Regions from separate parts of the Homo sapiens genome. Here region 2 is linked to region 1. The links are chromatin loops, found by intact Hi-C in ENCODE. Cell type or tissue: B cell. All regions are shown on one strand. Each heading gives the region's core, and the rest is flanking DNA. Links, peaks and the distances in the headings are about the cores only.

Region 1 (8,329 bases), core at 24-8,023:
AAAATCCACTGCATCCTAGCGTTTATATTTCATGTGTATTTTGTTGTTGTTGTTGTTGAGCCAGCTCGGGCTCTGTCGCCCAGGCTGGAGTGCAGTGGCTCGATCTCGGCTCACTGCAATCTCTGCCTCCTGGGCTCAAGCCATCCTCTCACCTCAGCATCCCAAGTAGCTGGGACTACAGGTGCACATCACCATGCTTAGCTAATTTTTGTATTTTCTGTAGAGACAGGGTTTTGCCATGTTGCCCATGCTGATTTCAAACTCCTGAGCTCAAACGATCCGCCTGCTCAGCCTCCCAAAGTGCCGGGATTACAGGTGTGAGCCACCAAGCCTAACCTATTTAATGTGAATTTGTATGTTGGCATATAAAATCCCCTAGCCAGTTTTGTTTTGTTTTGTTTTTTTGAGACAGAGTTTTGCTCTTGTTGCACTCCACTGGAGTGCAGTGGCTCAATCTCGGCTCACTGCAACCTCCGCCTCCCGGGTTCAAGCGATTCTCCTGCCTCAGCCTCCTGAGTAGCTGGGATTACAGGTGCGCGCCACCACGCCCAGCTAATTTTTTGTATTTTTGGTAGAGTCAGAGTTTAACCATGTTGGCCAGGCTGGTTTCGAACTCCTGACCTCAGGTGATCCACCTGCCTCAGTCTCCCAAAGTGCAGGGATTACAGGCGTGAGCCACCGCACCCGGCCAACAAACTTTCATTAAGTGAACCTCTAACACCACAGCTTATAATTAGTTTTGTTTTGTTTTTAGAGACAGGGTCTCGCTCTCCACCCAGGCTTGAGTGCGCTGGCACAATCATAGCTCACTAGGGACTCAAGTGATCCTCTTGCCTCCTGAGTAACTGGGACTACAGGCTTGAGACACCATGCCCAGCAGAATAGCTCTCGATTTGTTGCTTTGGCTTAATCACATTTCCACCTTGATGTACTCAAAATGTTTTTATTAGTCATAAACTTTTCTAATCACATTTGTGCTCACTACAATTATTTCCTATCACAATTTACAGACTTTCAAAAATTGATTTGGTTTCTACTGAAATAAAACGTAGAGGAAAAGAACACAGTAAGCTAAAATGATGGAATTCAATCCCTTAAAAACAAAATTCAGCCGGGCACGGTGGCTCACGCCTGTAATCTCAGCACTTTGGGAGGCCAAGGTAGGTGGATCACGAGGTCAGGGGCTCGAGACCAGCCTGACCAACATGGTGAAACCCCGTCTCTACTAAAAATACAAAAATTAGCTGGGTGTGGTGGCGGGCGCCTGTAATACCAGCTACTCAGGAGGCTGAGGCAGGAGAATTGCTTGAACCCGGGAGGCGGAAGCTGCAGTGAGCCGAGATCACGCCACTATACTCCAGCCTGGGCGACAGAGCCAGACTCCGTCTCAAAAAACAAAAAAAAAAAAACATTCATTTTAAAGTCTAGAAGGTATGCAACTTTTACCACACATAATGATCTCAAATTGTTTTATAGGAGGAGGAGCTTGGAAATTTCAAACATAAAATGCAACTAGAACAGAATATTATTTGGCATTAAAAGCAAATGAGGCCATGTGCGGTGGCTCATGCCTATAATCCCAGCACTCTGGGAGGCCAAGGCAGGCGGATCACTTGAGGTCAGGAGTTCGAGACCGGCCTAGCCAACATGGTGAAACCCCGTTTCTACTAAAAATACAAAAATTAGCCGGGTGTGGTGGCAGCCGCCTGTAATCCCAGCTACTGGGGAGGCTGAGGCACGAGAAGTGCTTGAACCTGGGAGGCGGAGGTCGCAGTGAGTCGGGACCCCGCCACTGCACTCCAGCCTGGACGACAGAGCGAGACTCAGTCTCAAAAAAAAAAAAAAAAAGGAATTAAGTACTGATACCTGCTACAACACGGATGAACCTTGAAAACACCATGTTAAGTGAAACAAACTAGGCAAAGAAAGATACATATGTTTCTTTTTTAGGTAAATTTAGGCAAAAAATATATTAATAGTTACCTAAGACTGGAGGGAGGGGGAATGGGGAGTGACTGCTAAATGGCTTCTAGAGATTCTCTTTTAGGGTGATGAATTAAATAGTGGTTGATGGCTACAGAATTTAATAAATATAGTTTCAGAAAATTACTTAATTATACGCTTTAGAAAGCGGAATTTTTTGGTATTTGAATCATATTTCAATAAAGCTATTATTTAATTTAAGTTGCCACTGAAAAGCCACAATAATTTTGTTGTGGAGGAAATAATGAAAGTCACTGACTGGAAAAGTAACCTGTGACGTTAGCCAGGTCAACCTCCAAATTCCTTCCCCCATTTCTAACAAGTACATCAAACTAGAGACAGTGTGTGAATCAAAGAATTCCAGGCACAGTTGGCTGTTAACTAGAATAGTAAGTGGCTGCCTAGGTTCTGTCATTCCTAAACTGTAGGGGGCTTCTAGCCTCGGAGATTACGGAAGTAGTACTTTCCATTAGCGAGCTCAAGAAGGAATGTCAAAATAGGATGACACTTTCCTAGTCGCTATGTAAAAACCTAAAAAACCAGAAGAGGTGTCATCTAGACACTCCCAAGTCTATGCAGGTGTCAGCCTGCCCCCACCCAACACCAGCCAGCAGCGTGCACCATTCAACCGTATCTCAACTTGCCCCTTACAAAATGACACACTAACAAGCCCTTAGATCTCATTTGTTTAAAATGACAGATACACAACCTTCACGGGGTTCCCACTCAAGGCCTTCCAGCCTCCGCCCTGCCCCTGCCCACCCCCAAACCTACACACGTGTTAGCCCGACACCGCCCCACCGGGTCCCACGTGCACCTGGTCTAACACACTCCCCACGTGTGGGCGCCCCACGGGCTTCCTCAGGTGGCTGAGGTCACCGCATGACCCCGGGTCTCCAGAGATATGAAACGGGAAGGACAAGGCCCTAGTCCCTGAGGTCCCAACCCTGCGGGGAGTGTCCACACCCATCCTCCATACTAACCCCAACAAATCCAAGGGCCGGGGGCGACGGCCCCTTTAAGACGCGGCCCAGTTGTCGCCCGCAGAGAGGGGCGCAACAAGACCTACACAACCCCCACTCCGTTCGCCCGCCCACGTCTAGTTGCCTCACCTCGGGCCGCCTGGCCCCGCCGCCGCGACGGCGGCGGAGGGGGGGCGGGGTGCGGGCGGGGTCCGGAGGGGGGGGTCGCCCCGCCGACGGTGGAGCCGCGGTTCGCTCTCTGAGGCCGTGGGACGGTGACTGCGTTGGGCGTGGACGCTCCTAGCTCGCTCCCTCCGCGGCTCCTGGGACCCCAAGATGGCGGCGGCGCTGAGGCGGCTGCGGGCGCTGGGCCGGCGGCGGCGGCGGCCACTTTCACTCACTGAGAGGAGCGGAGCAGGGACACGGGGAGCCATGGCGGGGGGGAGGAGAGGCGCCATAGCCAGGCCAGAACAATCGAGCCGCTACACGGGTGGCTTACCCCCACCCCGCCCACACTCACTGCTCGTCGCCTGCCCGTGGCCACCCGTAGTGCCGCTGCCGTCGGCCTCGCGCAGCTCGCACCCCGCCGCTGCCACCTGACGCCCCGTGCGAACCGGGGTTCGAGGGGAGACCCTGATCCATGCCATCTGAGTACAGATTAGTCGGGACTGGGACTGGCGAAGATTGCCGAAAGGCGGCGGGGAGGAGGAGGAGGATGTCATCGCTACAGTGAGCAAGCAGATCTCGCAGGAGAAAATGTCGCGAGAGCTTTCCAGGCCCGCAACCGCCGATGCAAGGTTACTTTTCCCGGAAGTAACGTCAATCGAAACCGCCCGGGATCCTGGGATATTTGTTCCCGCAGGCTAGAGGTGGGAAGGTGCAGCCAAGTTGATAAGATCTCTTTAGGGGAAGGAGAGGCTCGCAGCTGGTATTTTGTTACTAGTTTCTGACCCCTTTGGATGGGGTTGTAGATTGTCGGGGAAGTGCCTGGTGTGTAGTTCGACTACTATACAGTAATTAGTTTGGGGCTCCCATTTAGACTCTGGGAGCAAGAACGCTATAGGTTGGGTAGGACAGCATAGTTAGATAAGATGTCTACGTGAAGGTTGTGGGATACAAGGACTTGGGAACACGCAGACCTGTTATCGGAAATGCCAGCCTGTTCTCACATCCACACAGTGTGCCTCTGAAAAGCGAATAATTGCTTTTACCTGTGCCAATTCTACAATTTGAGTCCACTGCCACCCACATTTACTAAACTTGGGGTCTCGCTATGTTGCCCAGTCTACTGGGCTGGTTCCCAGTCTCCTGGCCTGAAGTGATCCTCCTGCCTGGAAGGATCACCTCAGGCCAAACGTCTCAGAGCAGTCCATTAGACTGGTCAACATAGCGAGACCCCGTCTCTACAAAAAAGACAACATAATAAATGTAATCGACCCAACTACCAGGATGTGTGGTGAGAATTGCCTAGGGTAAGGCCTAGGTGTAGATAAGAATTAGAACTTACTGAAAGTTAAATATGCTGTTAATTCAGTTCCTTTGGGTCTCATTCTTTAATCCATTTTAACCTGGCCCTTAGCATTTAACTAAAAAGTACTTTATTAAGGTCATCAAGTAGCCTTCTTGTGCTGAGTTAACTGACCTTTAAAAAGTTAAATTTGTGTCAGGGTGCAGTGCCACACGCCTGTAATCCCAGCACTTTGGGAGGTCAGGTGGTCGAATCACCTGAGGTCAGGAGCTCGAGACCAGCCTGACCAATATGGTGAAACCCCATCTCTACTAAAAATACAAAAATTAGCCGGGCGTGGTGGCGGGTGCCTGTAGTCCAGCTACTTGGGAGCCTGAGGCAGGAGAATCGCTTGAACCTGGGAGGCGGAGGTTACAGTGAACCGAGATCGCACCATTGCACTCCAGCCTGGGCAGCAAGAGCGAAATTCCGTATCAAAAAGAAAAAAAAAAAAATCCATCTCAAAAAGAAAAAAAAAAAGTTACATTTGCAAGCCAAGCGCGGTAGCTCACGCGTGTAATCCCGGCACTTTGGGAGGCTGAGGCGGGTGGATCACTTGAGGTCGGGATTTTGAGACCAGCCTGGCCAACATGGTGAAACCTCGTCTCTACTGAAAAAAAAAAAAAAAAAAAAAAAAAAAGATTAGCCGGGCGTGGTGGCGGGCACCTGTAATCCCAGCTACTCGGGAGTCTGAGGCAGGAGAATCTCTTGAACCTGGGAGGCAGGGGTTGCAGTGAGCCGAGACTGAGCCACTGTACTCCAACCTGGGACAGAGCGAGACTCTGCCTCAAGAAAAAAAACCAAGAGTTAAATTTGCTTGAATGCATGGCCAGGCACGGTGGCTCACGCCTGTAATCCCAGTACTTTGGGAGGCCTAGGCAGGCAGATCACGAGGTCAGGAGTTTGAGACCAGCCTGACCAACCTTGAAACCCTGTCTCTACTAAAAATACAAAAATTAGCTGGGCATGATGGCGCGCGCCTGTAATCCCCCCAGCTACTCAGGAGGCTGAGGCAGGGGAATCGCTTGAACCCCGGAGGCGGAGGTTGCCGTGAGCGGAGATCTAGCCATTGCACTCCAGCCTGGGCAACAGAGTAAGACTGTCTTTAAAAAAAAAAAATGCTTAAAGGCAAAAGTATGATATATAATTGGCCCTTATATCTGCGGGTTCAATATCCGTGGATTCAACCAACAGCAAATCAAAAATACTCAAAAAATAGGCTGGGCTCAGTGGCATACACCTGTAATCCCCAGCACTTTGAGAGGCTGAGCCAAAGTGTCACTTGAAGCCAGGAGTTACAGATTGGCTTGGGCAACAAAAGAAGACCCCATTTCTACCAAATGTTCAAAAAATAAATAATAACTCATTTCAAAATACACTATAATTATTTGCATAACATTTGCATTGTATTGGGTATTATAAGTAATCTAGAGATGATTTAAAGTATATGGGAGGATGTGTAGGTGATATGCAAATGCTACACAATTTTGTCACACACGCCTGTAATCCCAGCACTTTGGGAGGCCGAGGCTGGCAGATCACGAGGTCAGGAGATCGAGACCATCCTGTCTATCGCGGTGAAACCCCGTCTCTACTAAAAAAATACAAAAAAATTAGCCAGGCGTGGTGGCAGGCGCCTGTAGTCCCAGCTACTCAGGAGGCTGAGGCAGGAGAATGGCGTGAACCTGGGAGGCAGAGCTTGCAGTGAGCCGAGATCACGCCACTGAACTCCAGCCTGGGCGACAGAGCGAGACTCCATCTCAAACAAAATTTTTTTAAAAAGTTTTAACCAGGAACTAATGTGATTGATTTCTTACATGAGGAGAATGGAAGAAGGGAAGGAATGGGAATTATGTAGCAGGATTGAGGCAGAAATGGCAAAGTTTCCAGCATGGGTGACAACTGCAAACTCTGTTTCAAAAAAAAAAAAACAGAAACCACAGAAGGCAACCTGAAAGAACTCCTAATGGCCAAGGCAACAAAGTAAATCATAATAGCATTGGATCATGAACCACAGATGACCCATATATATTAATTTTAATATTCATGCCGATATAAGTAAATATCTGATATAAATACTAATATAAATAAATGAGAAGAGAAGAAAGAAGAAAAGAATGCTTTCTTAGAGTAGGATTTTAGTAAATGTGGAAGGAATGAGGGATAACAAAACTCACCATTAGACAAACACTTCAGCAATCACTGCTGCAGACAAGATCCACTAAGGAATGCTAAATTAGTGGTTAAAAATTTGCTATGAAACAGAATTTGCACAGATTCAAAGTGTCTCACCCAAGATACATTTTAGCACAAAGGGAAAGACAGTAACTTTATAGTGGTGAAACTCAGCAGAAACCACCTTAACCAACCAATTAAGGTAAACAATAAGACATGTTTACGTCCTGAACCCCTTGATATTTTGCATTGAGAAAGACCCAACATAATTTCTGTGGTATTCTTACCAAAATTCATAACCACATTCCATTCATGAAAAAACACCACACTATTTCAAATTCAGGGACTTACCACAAAATAATTGATCAATACTCTTCAAAACCATCAAGGTCATGAAAGACAAGGAAAGACCCAAGGACCCTTACAGACCTACACACCAAGGAGAAATAACAAGTAAATGCAATGTGGAGTCCTAGGAGGGAACCTGGAACAGAAACTGGACATCAGTGGAAAAACTTACGACACTTGTATAAGTTTTTTAATGTAGTTCGTAGTATTGTATCAATGCTGACTTCCTCGTCTTAGAAATTGTACTATTGGCCAGGCGCAGTGGCTCACACCTGTAATCCTAGCACTTTGGGAGGCCGAGGTGGGCAGATCACCTGAGGTTGGGAGTTCAAGACCAGCCTGACCAACATGGAGAAACCCTGTCTCTACTAAAAATACAAAATTAGCTGGGCATGGTGGCGCATGCCTGTAATCCCAGCTACTCGAGAGGCTGAGGCAGGAGAATCGCTTGAACCCGGGAGGCAGAGGTTGCAGTGAGCTGAGATCGTGCCACTGCGTTCCAGCCTGGGCATAAAGAGTGAAACTCCATGTCAAAAAAAAAAAAAGAAAAGAAAGAAAGAAATTGTACTGTTGTGGCCAGGCACGGTGGCTCATGCTTATAATCCTAGCACTTTGGGTGGCCATGGTCGGTGGATCACCTGAGATCAGGAGTTCAAGACCAGCCTGGCCAACATGATGAAATCCCGTCTCTACTAAAAATACAAAAAATGAGCCAGGCGTGGTGGCACATGCCTGTAATCCCAGATACTCGGGAGGCTGAGGCAGGAGAATCACTTGAACCCAGGAGGTGGAGGTTGCAGTGAGCTGAGATCGCACCAGTGCACACCAACCTGGGTGGCAGAGCAAGACTCTGTCTCAAAAAAAAAAAAAAGAAAGAAAGAAAGAAAAAGCTTAAACTATTAAACTGAGAATTTCAATCATTTTTCAAGCATACAGTGAATATTAACAATGAGGGTCTCAAAAAAAAAAAAAAAGGGCCAGGGCCAGGCGTGGTGGCTCACACCTGTCAGTAATTCCAGCACTTTGGGAGGCCGAGGTGGGTGGATCACCTGAGGTCAGGAGTTCAAGACCAGCCTAGCCAAGATGGTGAAACCCCATCTCTACTAAAAATACAAAAATTAGCTGGGCGCGATGGCTGGCACCTGTAATCCCAGCTGCTCGGGAGGCTGAAGCAGGAGAATCCCTTGAACCCAGGAGGCGGAGGTTATAATGAGCTGAGACCACGCCATTGCGCTCCGGCCTGGGTGACAGAGGGAGACTCCATTTCAAAAAAAAAAAAAAAAGTTTCTCAGATGTAGCAGAGATGGCAACAATATGAATAATAATAACCATAAGGCTGTGCCCACCAACCACC
Region 2 (8,329 bases), core at 323-8,322, 300 kb after region 1:
TTTTGTATTTTTAGTAGAGACGGGGTTTCACCATATCAGCCAGGCTGGTCTCGAACTCCTGACCTCAAGTGATCCACCCTCCTTGGTCTCCCAAAGTGCTAGGATTACAGGCATGAGCCACCCCGCCTGGCCTAACTTATTATTATCATTATTTTTTTAAATTTTGAGATGGAATTTCACTCTTGTTGCCCAGGCTGGAGTGCAATGGCGCGATCTCAGCTCACTCCAACTCCGCCTCCTGGGTTCAAGTGATTCTCCTGCCTCAGCCTCCCAGGTAGCTGGGATTACATGCGCCTGCCACAATGCACAGCTAATTTTTTTTTTTTTGTATTTTTAGTAGAGATGGGATTTCACCATGTCGGCCAGGCTGGTCTTGAACTCCTGACCTCAGGTAATCCGCCTGCCTCGGCCTCCCAAAGTGCTGGGATTACAGGCGTGAGCCACCACACTCGGCTTGGCCTAACTTACTATTTTTTTTGAGACGTGGTTTCTCTAAGTTGCCAAGGATGGATTCCACCTCCTGGGCTCAACCGATCCTCCTACCTTAGCCTCCCAAGTAACTGGGACCATAGACCTGTGCCTCCATGCCTGCTTTGTAAACTTAAACCTTATAAGAACCCAAAGAGACAGACACTATCATTATCCTCATTTTACTAATTGGAAACTTTGACTGGTTGGGTTCTCTGGGAAGCTGACTCAAGAGGGAGTTTAAAGCAACGTTTATTCACTAAATTTAGACATTGATTAGACTCAATACGGACTAACTTCAGTACGTGAATCATTAGAAGACCCCTTGCAGAAAGATCAAAATCTACAGATTTCACTCAAAGAACATACTTTTATTAATTCCAGTCAAGGGCCACTGACCATGTCATGGCTTCCTTTTTAGCAGTACTGTGTATTAACACATTTAAAGAGGGTCCTCCAGAAGGGCACCACAGGCTTCAGGGTGGCTAGACATACGGAAGCTGGGCTGGTGATTCGGGGTCACCTTGGCCATGGTTCCAAGGATATGTCGGGGGAGAAAAGTCTATGAGCTGTATCTTAGGAAAACTCTTCTAGGGTAAAGAGGTAGTTGGACTTTATTTAGGTTGTTTTATTTATTTATTTTTTTGAGACAGGGTCTCACTTTGTCACCCAGGCTGAAGTGCAGTGGTGCGATTATTTTCTTTTTTCCTTTTTTTTTTTTTGAGAACAGGCTCGCTATTGTTGCCCAGGCTGGAGTGCAGTGGCGCGATCTCAGCTCACTGCAACCTCCACCTCCCAGGTTCAAGCAATTCTCTGCCTCAGCCTCCCAAGTAGCTGGGAATACATGCGCCCACCACCACGTCTGACTAATTTTTGTATTTTTAGTAGAAACGGGGTTTCACTGTCTTGGCCAAGTTGGTCTTGAGCTCCTGACCTCGTGATCCACCTGCCTCAGCCTCCCAAAGTGCTGGGGTTACAGGAAAGAGCCACTGCACCCGGTCCAGATTATTATTATTATTATTATTATTATTTTTGAGAAAGAGTCACGTCTGTTGCCAGGCTGGAGTGCAGTGGTACGATTTCGTCTCACTGCAGCCTCCGCCTTCAGGTTCAAGTGATTCTCCTGCCTCAGCCTCCCAAGTAGCTGGGATTACAGGAACACGCCACTATGCCCGGCTAATTTTTGTATTTTTAGTAGAGACAGGGTTTTACCATGTTGGTCAGGCTGGTCTCGATTTCCTGACCTTGTGATCCCCCTGCCTCAGCCTCCCAAAGTTGGGATTACAGGCGTGAGCCACTGTGCCCGGCCTAATTTTTGTATTTTTAGTAGAGATGGGGTTTTGCCATGTTGGCCAGGCAGGTCTTGAACTCCTGCCCTCAGGTGATCGGCCCTCTTCAGCTTCCCAAAGTGCTGGGATTACATGTGTGAGCCACCACGCCCGGCCCCTACTTTATATTCCTAATCACTAAAGGAAATAACTTCTGGAGCTGACCTTTTTATCAGCTGACCTCAAACTTAAGTATAAAAACTTATTTCCTATACACACCAGTTCCCAAAACCTTCTTCTCTCCTCTTGTATTTCATTTTTTTGATGAAGGGCTCACCTGCCACTAGCTTCCTAAGCTAGAATCTGAACATCAATAGGTATCTGGGAGCACTCCTTCCCTTACCCCTATCCCAAATCCTGGGGATTCTACGTTCCAAATTATCCAGAGTCCATCCACTTCTTTCCATTCCCACAGCTTCGTCCTTAGGTCAGGACACCATCATCTCTTGCCAAGAAGACAACAACAATCCAAGCGATCTCCCTGCCCTTAGTCCATTCGCCATACTGCGGTCAGAGTAATCTTTGAAAAACACAAATCAGGCCTGGGTGCAGTGGCTCATGCCTATAATCCCAGCACTTTGGGAGGCTGAGGCGGGCGGATCACCGGAGGCCAGGAGTTTGAGACCAGCCTGGCCAACATGCTGAAACCCCATCTCTACTGAAAATACAAAAATTAGCAGGGCGTGGTGAAGGGCGTCTGTAATGCCATCTATTCCGGAGGTTGAGGCTGGAGAATCGCTTGAACCCAGGCGGCAGAAGTTGCAGTGAGCCAAGATCGCGCCATTGCACTCCAGCCTGGGCGACAAGAACGAAACTCCGTCTCAAAAAAAAAAAAAAAAAAAAAATTAGCCGGGCGTGGTGGCAGGAGCCTGTAATCCCAGCTACTCAGGAGGCTGAGGCAGGAGAATCGCTTGAACCTGGGAAGCGGAGTTGCAGTGAGCTGCCACTGCACTCCAGGCCGGGCAACAAGAGCGACTCCGTCTCCAAAACAAACGAACAAACAAACAAACAAACAAAAAAACACCACCACAAATCAGGCTGGGCACGGTAGCTCACGCCTGTAATCCCAGCACTTTGGGAGGCCAAGGCAGGAGGATCCCTTGGGCCCAGGGGTTCGAGACCAGCCTGGGCAATATAGGGAGGCCCCGTCTCTACTAAAACACAAAACCACACACAAATCAAATCATGTGGTTCTTCAGTTTAAAATCTTTCAATACTCAAGTTCAAACTCCCTAATTCAGCTTACTTATTAGGATCTGAGTGAGGCAGTCGCCGTGTCCTTCTCCAGCCTGGTCTGTCGCCTATCCCCACCCACAATCTCTGCTCTGGCCATAACTAACTTCAGTTCTCCGAACCTAACTTTATTATCGCCGGGCCATTTTGCCTACGCTGTTCTCTGCATGCAACACTCTACTCTCCTTTTGGGTAATTCAGATGCATTCTCCAGGTCCCAGCTCAGCTGTCATTCGCACAGCCCGGGTCGGCAGTCTCCAGCCCCCAACCGGTGTCCACCGCGTGGTCCAGGCGACTTATGTCTTCCAGGCCGTCGGCCCCTTAAGTACACGCCATCAGTGTTGGACAGCTTGAAAGTAGGTAGACACGTGAGCCCCCTCAGAGAGAACCTGGATCCTTGCGGCTCCAGCCCCCGATAGGAAGAGAGCCCACCAAACTTCGGCTCCGCAGCAGAGATACAGCCAAGGACTCCAGGGCAGTCGCGGGTAAAGCCACCACCACTCTCTGCCGGGAACCAGCGACGGGGGAAGGCCCCGCCTCTCACGCTGCGTCGGGGGCGGGGCAGGGCGGGGCACCCGGCGACCTGCGAACGGCGTGCGGCGAGCAGGGGGCGGGGCCAGGGGGGCGGAGCGGAGCGCGCATGCGCGGTCGCCTTTGTGTGGGTCGAGCAGCGGCGGCGGCGGCGGCAGTGGCGGTCCCACTGGCAGGCGGGCAAGAGGGGAGTCCGGGCGGCGGCCGGCGTGGGAGCCGGGGGACCACCATGGTAAAGAAGCGGAAAGGCCGCGTCGTGATCGACTCGGACACAGAGGACAGCGGCAGCGACGAGAACCTGGATCAGGTGAGGGCAGGCCGCGGAGGCGCGGGCCGGCGGAGCCAGAGGGCTGTCGGGGCCGCGGGAGCCGGAGACGGCCGGGCCTGGAGCCTTCCTACCAGAGCGCCCAGCTCGCCCCGTGCCCTGGGCACCACTACAGCCCCTTTCCCGTCTTCCTGGAGTGTGCGGGGCCTTGGAGACCGGCCCGGGCCTGGAGACGGAGCCCCGAGGACTTGGCGCCTTGGGCGGGGAGGCGGGGCAGGGACCGGGCCGTTGGGCCTCGGGCTCGGGGGTAGCGAAAGGGGCCGCGATCTTCCGGGGCCAGATCGGGGCGGCGGGCTGTAGTCCAGGAGATCCGGGCTGGGAGAGATAGGAAGTATCGCCCGCCAACCTGGGAGGCTGGGAGGTTTTGGAGGAGGTGCAAGGGTGCGCGTCGAGCAGTTGGGGGCGAGGGCCAAGAAGATCCGGACTCTGGAAGATGGAAGTTTTTCGGACAAGGGATGTGGACAGAGGAAGGACACTCGTAAATGTTCCTAGGAGCCTCTGCCATGCTTGCCAAGGATGACTTAGCTGTGGGCACGAGTTTATTTGGCGACTAGGGTCGTTTGTGTTTGAGAAGGGCCCTTGTTGAGGTGTCAGACCCAAAAAAACACTCTTGGGTGGAGGAAAGAGGGCAGATACTGGAAGAAATAGAGAACTATGTAGGGCGACATGGAGGGACTGTGCATAGCCCAGGCCTCCTCTTGGCCCTTTCACGCAGCATCCCAGAATTCTTTCTTACTTGAAGACTGCAGGAAGCACTGAAAGTAACTTTTGGCCTCAGTGTCTTGGGGTTGAACTGTTTATATACTCTAGAAAACATTGTAGGGAGGAATCTGCTCTTTGTAGCAGTGCTCTAGTGATACCAGGCGATACAAAGATGGTCTCCTTTCTGTTTAATGAGCAAATGATGTAAAGAAAGAATATGCAAGAGATAGTAGCTTTTGAGTAGAAAGAGTATTGAACTTGGAGTCTGAAAATTTGAATTCTAGGCTGGGCTTATGCTATTTTCTAGCTATATATCTTTGGTCTTAAATGTAAAATGAAAATGTAACATCAGCCTTGTGTATCTAATTGGTTTATTGTAAAGATCAAGTGTTTGTAAAAATTGATGGCAGTGCAAGCATTTGCTAATTGTAAAGTTTTTCTATGAATGGCTTCTTGGGGGTCTTTTATATGAAGCCAGAGGTCTCAGTTTGAAAGTATTAGGGGCTGGGCGCGGTGGCTCACGCCTGTAGTCCCAGCACTTTGGGAGGCCAAGGCTCATCTGAGGTCGGGAGTTCGAGACCAGCCTGACCAACATGGAGAAACCCCATCTCTACTAAAAATACAAAATTAGCGGGGCGTGGTGGCACATGCCTGTAATCCCAGCTACTCGGGAGGCTGAGGCAGGAGAATTCTTGAACCCGGGAGGCGGAGGTTGCAGTGAGCCTGGGCAACAAGAGCGAAACTCCATCACAAAAAAAAAAAAAAAAAGAAAAGAAAGAAAAAGAAAGTATTAAGGCATAAAAGGGGAGGACTTTTTATTTATTTATTTATTTTTTTTTGAGACGGAGTCTCGCACTGTCGCCCAGGCTGGAGTGCAGTGGTGCGATCTTGGCTTCACTGCAAGCTCCGCCAAGGGGAGGACTTTTAAGAAGAAAAGGATTGAGGAGGTGCTGTAGAAAGAAGACTGCTTTGAAAATGGTGGTAGGGAGATGGAGAAGTAATGGGGCCTGTGTAAGACTATCTAAGGAATAGAAACTTTGTTTTGGGGTAGGAATTGAAAATGTTCTCATTGAAAGGCTCCTGAAGTTTACAAAAATATCAAAAGTATAATTTCGACTGTAAAAGTTTGATTGGTAGATAATTTTAGACTGGCAATTAGAAGGAGTAGAATCTATTTTTTTCTGTCTTTTCATCTACAAATGTGAATGTTTCAGACAATAACAACATTGGCTACCATTTATATAGTGCCTAGAGTAGGCACTTTAATTGTTTTGTTTAGATTTTCAAGTTTTCACATTATGGTAAATTTGGAATTATTTCCTCTACTTTACATAAAGAAAATGGAGGTTGAAAAAGTTAAATAACTCACAACTAGTAAGTGGTAGCATTGGGATTTGAACCCAGATCTGCATGAGTACAAAGCCTATACTGTTTCCACTATACCAACTCAATCTGTTAGTTTTAAATTTTTTTCATACTGCAAAATGATAATGTTTCACAGTCATTTTTCATGGTGCTAGAGTTCGTGTTTATAAAGTACACTGGATAGTTTAGAGGAAATTGGTACATACATTAAAAGGATTATTTGGGGGGATTTCTTGGTAAAGCACTCTCAAGACATCTGTTCAAGTGATGAATGAACTGAACTGCAAATTATTGTCCTTAGTAGTTTCCCACAGAATTCTGATGAATAAAATAAGTTGAGTGCTTCTTTTCGTGGTAGAGATATTTCACCTGATCCACAAAAAGCTTTTTCAAAGTGGGAACTGCAGAGAATTGCCACTTTATTTATTTATTTATTTTTGAGACGGAGTCTTGTTCTGTTGCCTGGGCTGGAGTTCAGTGGCACAATCTCAACTCACTGCAACCTCCGCCCACTGGGTTCAAGCGATTCTCCTGCTTCAGCCTCCCGTGTAGCTGGGACTACAGGTGCCTGTCACCACACCTGGCTAATTTTTTGTATTTTTAGTGGAGACAGGGTTTCTCCATGTTGGCCAGGCTGGTTTCGAACTCCTGACCTCAAGTGATATGCCCACCTCGGCCTCCCAAAGTGCTGGGATTACAGGCATGAGCCACCGTGCTTGGCCGGAATTGCAATTTTAAATCCAATTCTAAATATCTATTTGTAAAAGGAAATTAACATAAAATGTGTAATACCTAATACATTTTAACAACAAATTTAACTTCCTCCCCTTCAGCTTCTTATTTGCATTCTTGTTATCAGATGGGAACTAGATCAAAATTCCCTTTCCCTGCACATCCTAACAGGGGTATTGATGCCTTCAGTTTGTCTGTTCAGCACTATGCCAGACTCTCAGAATAATCAAAGAGGAAGATCTCTGCCCTCTAGACATTTTCACGAAAGACCTTTAGCACAAGTTCACTGTCAGTGCTGCTTGGGGGTCTTTAGGAATCCTAATGCATTCTGGATCTTTCCTGCCCCAAATACCTTGTGCTGCTCCATCTGGTTCTGAGTCTTCACTGGGGGTATAACATTAGACTTGCTGTCTAGCGTATGGTACTTGTGGAAGGAACAAACCATGACAGATCACTGAGTATCTAGTGTGGATTGGAATGCAGTTCGTAAGGAGGCCTTTTGTCCCTGGGTTTTTCAGATGGGAATCTGAGCCATTATGTCAAAAATTTTACCTCCAATTTATTCCTTACTGAAGGTGAGATATATGGGCCTTCTAGGCTGGTTTTTCCTGGTGGTAGGGGCAGACCTCTGTGTCAGAAGCCACCTGGGTTGCTTATTTAAAATGTAGGTTGGGACTTAGAGGGTGCAGCAGTTCCCATCCTAGACCTACTGAATCAGACTCTCAGGGGATAGAGGTCTGGACTCTGCATTTGTAACAGGTATAGCTCAAGTAATTATGATTTATGTTAGTGATTAAGATCACTGCCTATATGCAGGTTAATCTTTTTAGTAACACACTATAAGTATTTAGAAGAGAAATAGCTTCCTGTGTCTGCCATAGTACTTCCAAATTAAGCGTACATGTATAGGCTGGGCATGGTGGCTCATGCCCTGTAATCTCAGCACTTTGGGAGGCCAAAGTGGGAGGAACACTTGAGCCCAGGTGTTTGAGATCAGCGTAGGCAACAAAGTGAGACCTCATCTGTACAAAGACTTTAAAAATTGGCCAGGTGCAGTGGCTCATACCTGTAATCCCAGCACTTTGGGAGGCCGAGGTGGGCGGATCACCTGAGGTTGGGAGTTTGAGACCAGCCTGACCAACATGGAGAAACCTCGTCTCTACTAAAAATACAAAATTAGCCAGGCATGGTGGTGCTTGCCTGTAATCCCAGTTACTCAGAAGGCTGAGGCAGGAGAATCACTTGAACCCAGGAGGTGGAGGCTGTGGTGAGCCGAGATCGTGCCATTGCACTCCAGCCTGGGAAACAAGAGTGAAACTCTGTATTAAAAAAAAAAAAAAAAGAATTTAAAAATTAGCTGGGCATGGTGGCGTGCCTCTAGTCTCAGCTACTTGGGAGTCTGGGGTGGGAGGATTGCTTGAGCCTGGGAGGTTGAAGTTGCAGTTACTTGTGGTCCCACCGTTTCTCTTCAGCCCAGGTAACAGAGTGAGACCCTGTCCCAAAGAAAAAAAAAAAAAAGGCACTTGTATAACTAAAAGAACTTGACAGGGAGGTTTTAAGATGGCAAAACTACTGGTTCTTTTTTTTTTTTTTTTTAGGCAGGGTTTCACTCCTGTCACCCAGGCTGGAGTGCAGTGGCACAATT

Evidence for each region. Peaks named below come from ENCODE experiments on the same cell type or tissue, not always from the same donor. Only the 100,000 strongest peaks of a DNase experiment are listed, where the experiment ranks them.
Region 2: a loop joins it to region 1, with 29 times the contacts of the local background. A loop is called at or near these places in 12 of 110 quality-filtered maps.

Annotation. Positions count from the first base shown.
Region 1 is chr15:41,112,878-41,121,206 of GRCh38, forward strand. It overlaps INO80 (INO80 complex ATPase subunit), which reads right to left and starts at 3,403. Exons shown (of 36, transcript NM_017553.3): 1 at 3,096-3,403. RefSeq lists enhancers at 2,265-3,045, 2,671-2,720, 2,801-2,850, 2,901-2,980, 3,046-3,825 and 2 more and a silencer at 3,081-3,350. In B cell, for the core only: no CTCF peak of the experiment used is centred there; DNase peaks (open chromatin) are centred at 2,784 and 3,634; H3K4me3 peaks cover 2,526 bases; H3K27ac peaks cover 2,688 bases.
Region 2 is chr15:41,413,447-41,421,775 of GRCh38, forward strand. RTF1 (RTF1 homolog, Paf1/RNA polymerase II complex component) reads left to right here and starts at 3,649. Exons shown (of 18, transcript NM_015138.5): 1 at 3,649-3,867. The coding sequence starts at 3,670. RefSeq lists an enhancer at 3,379-3,478 and a silencer at 3,539-4,128. In B cell, for the core only: no CTCF peak of the experiment used is centred there; a DNase peak (open chromatin) is centred at 3,645; H3K4me3 peaks cover 2,113 bases; H3K27ac peaks cover 1,909 bases.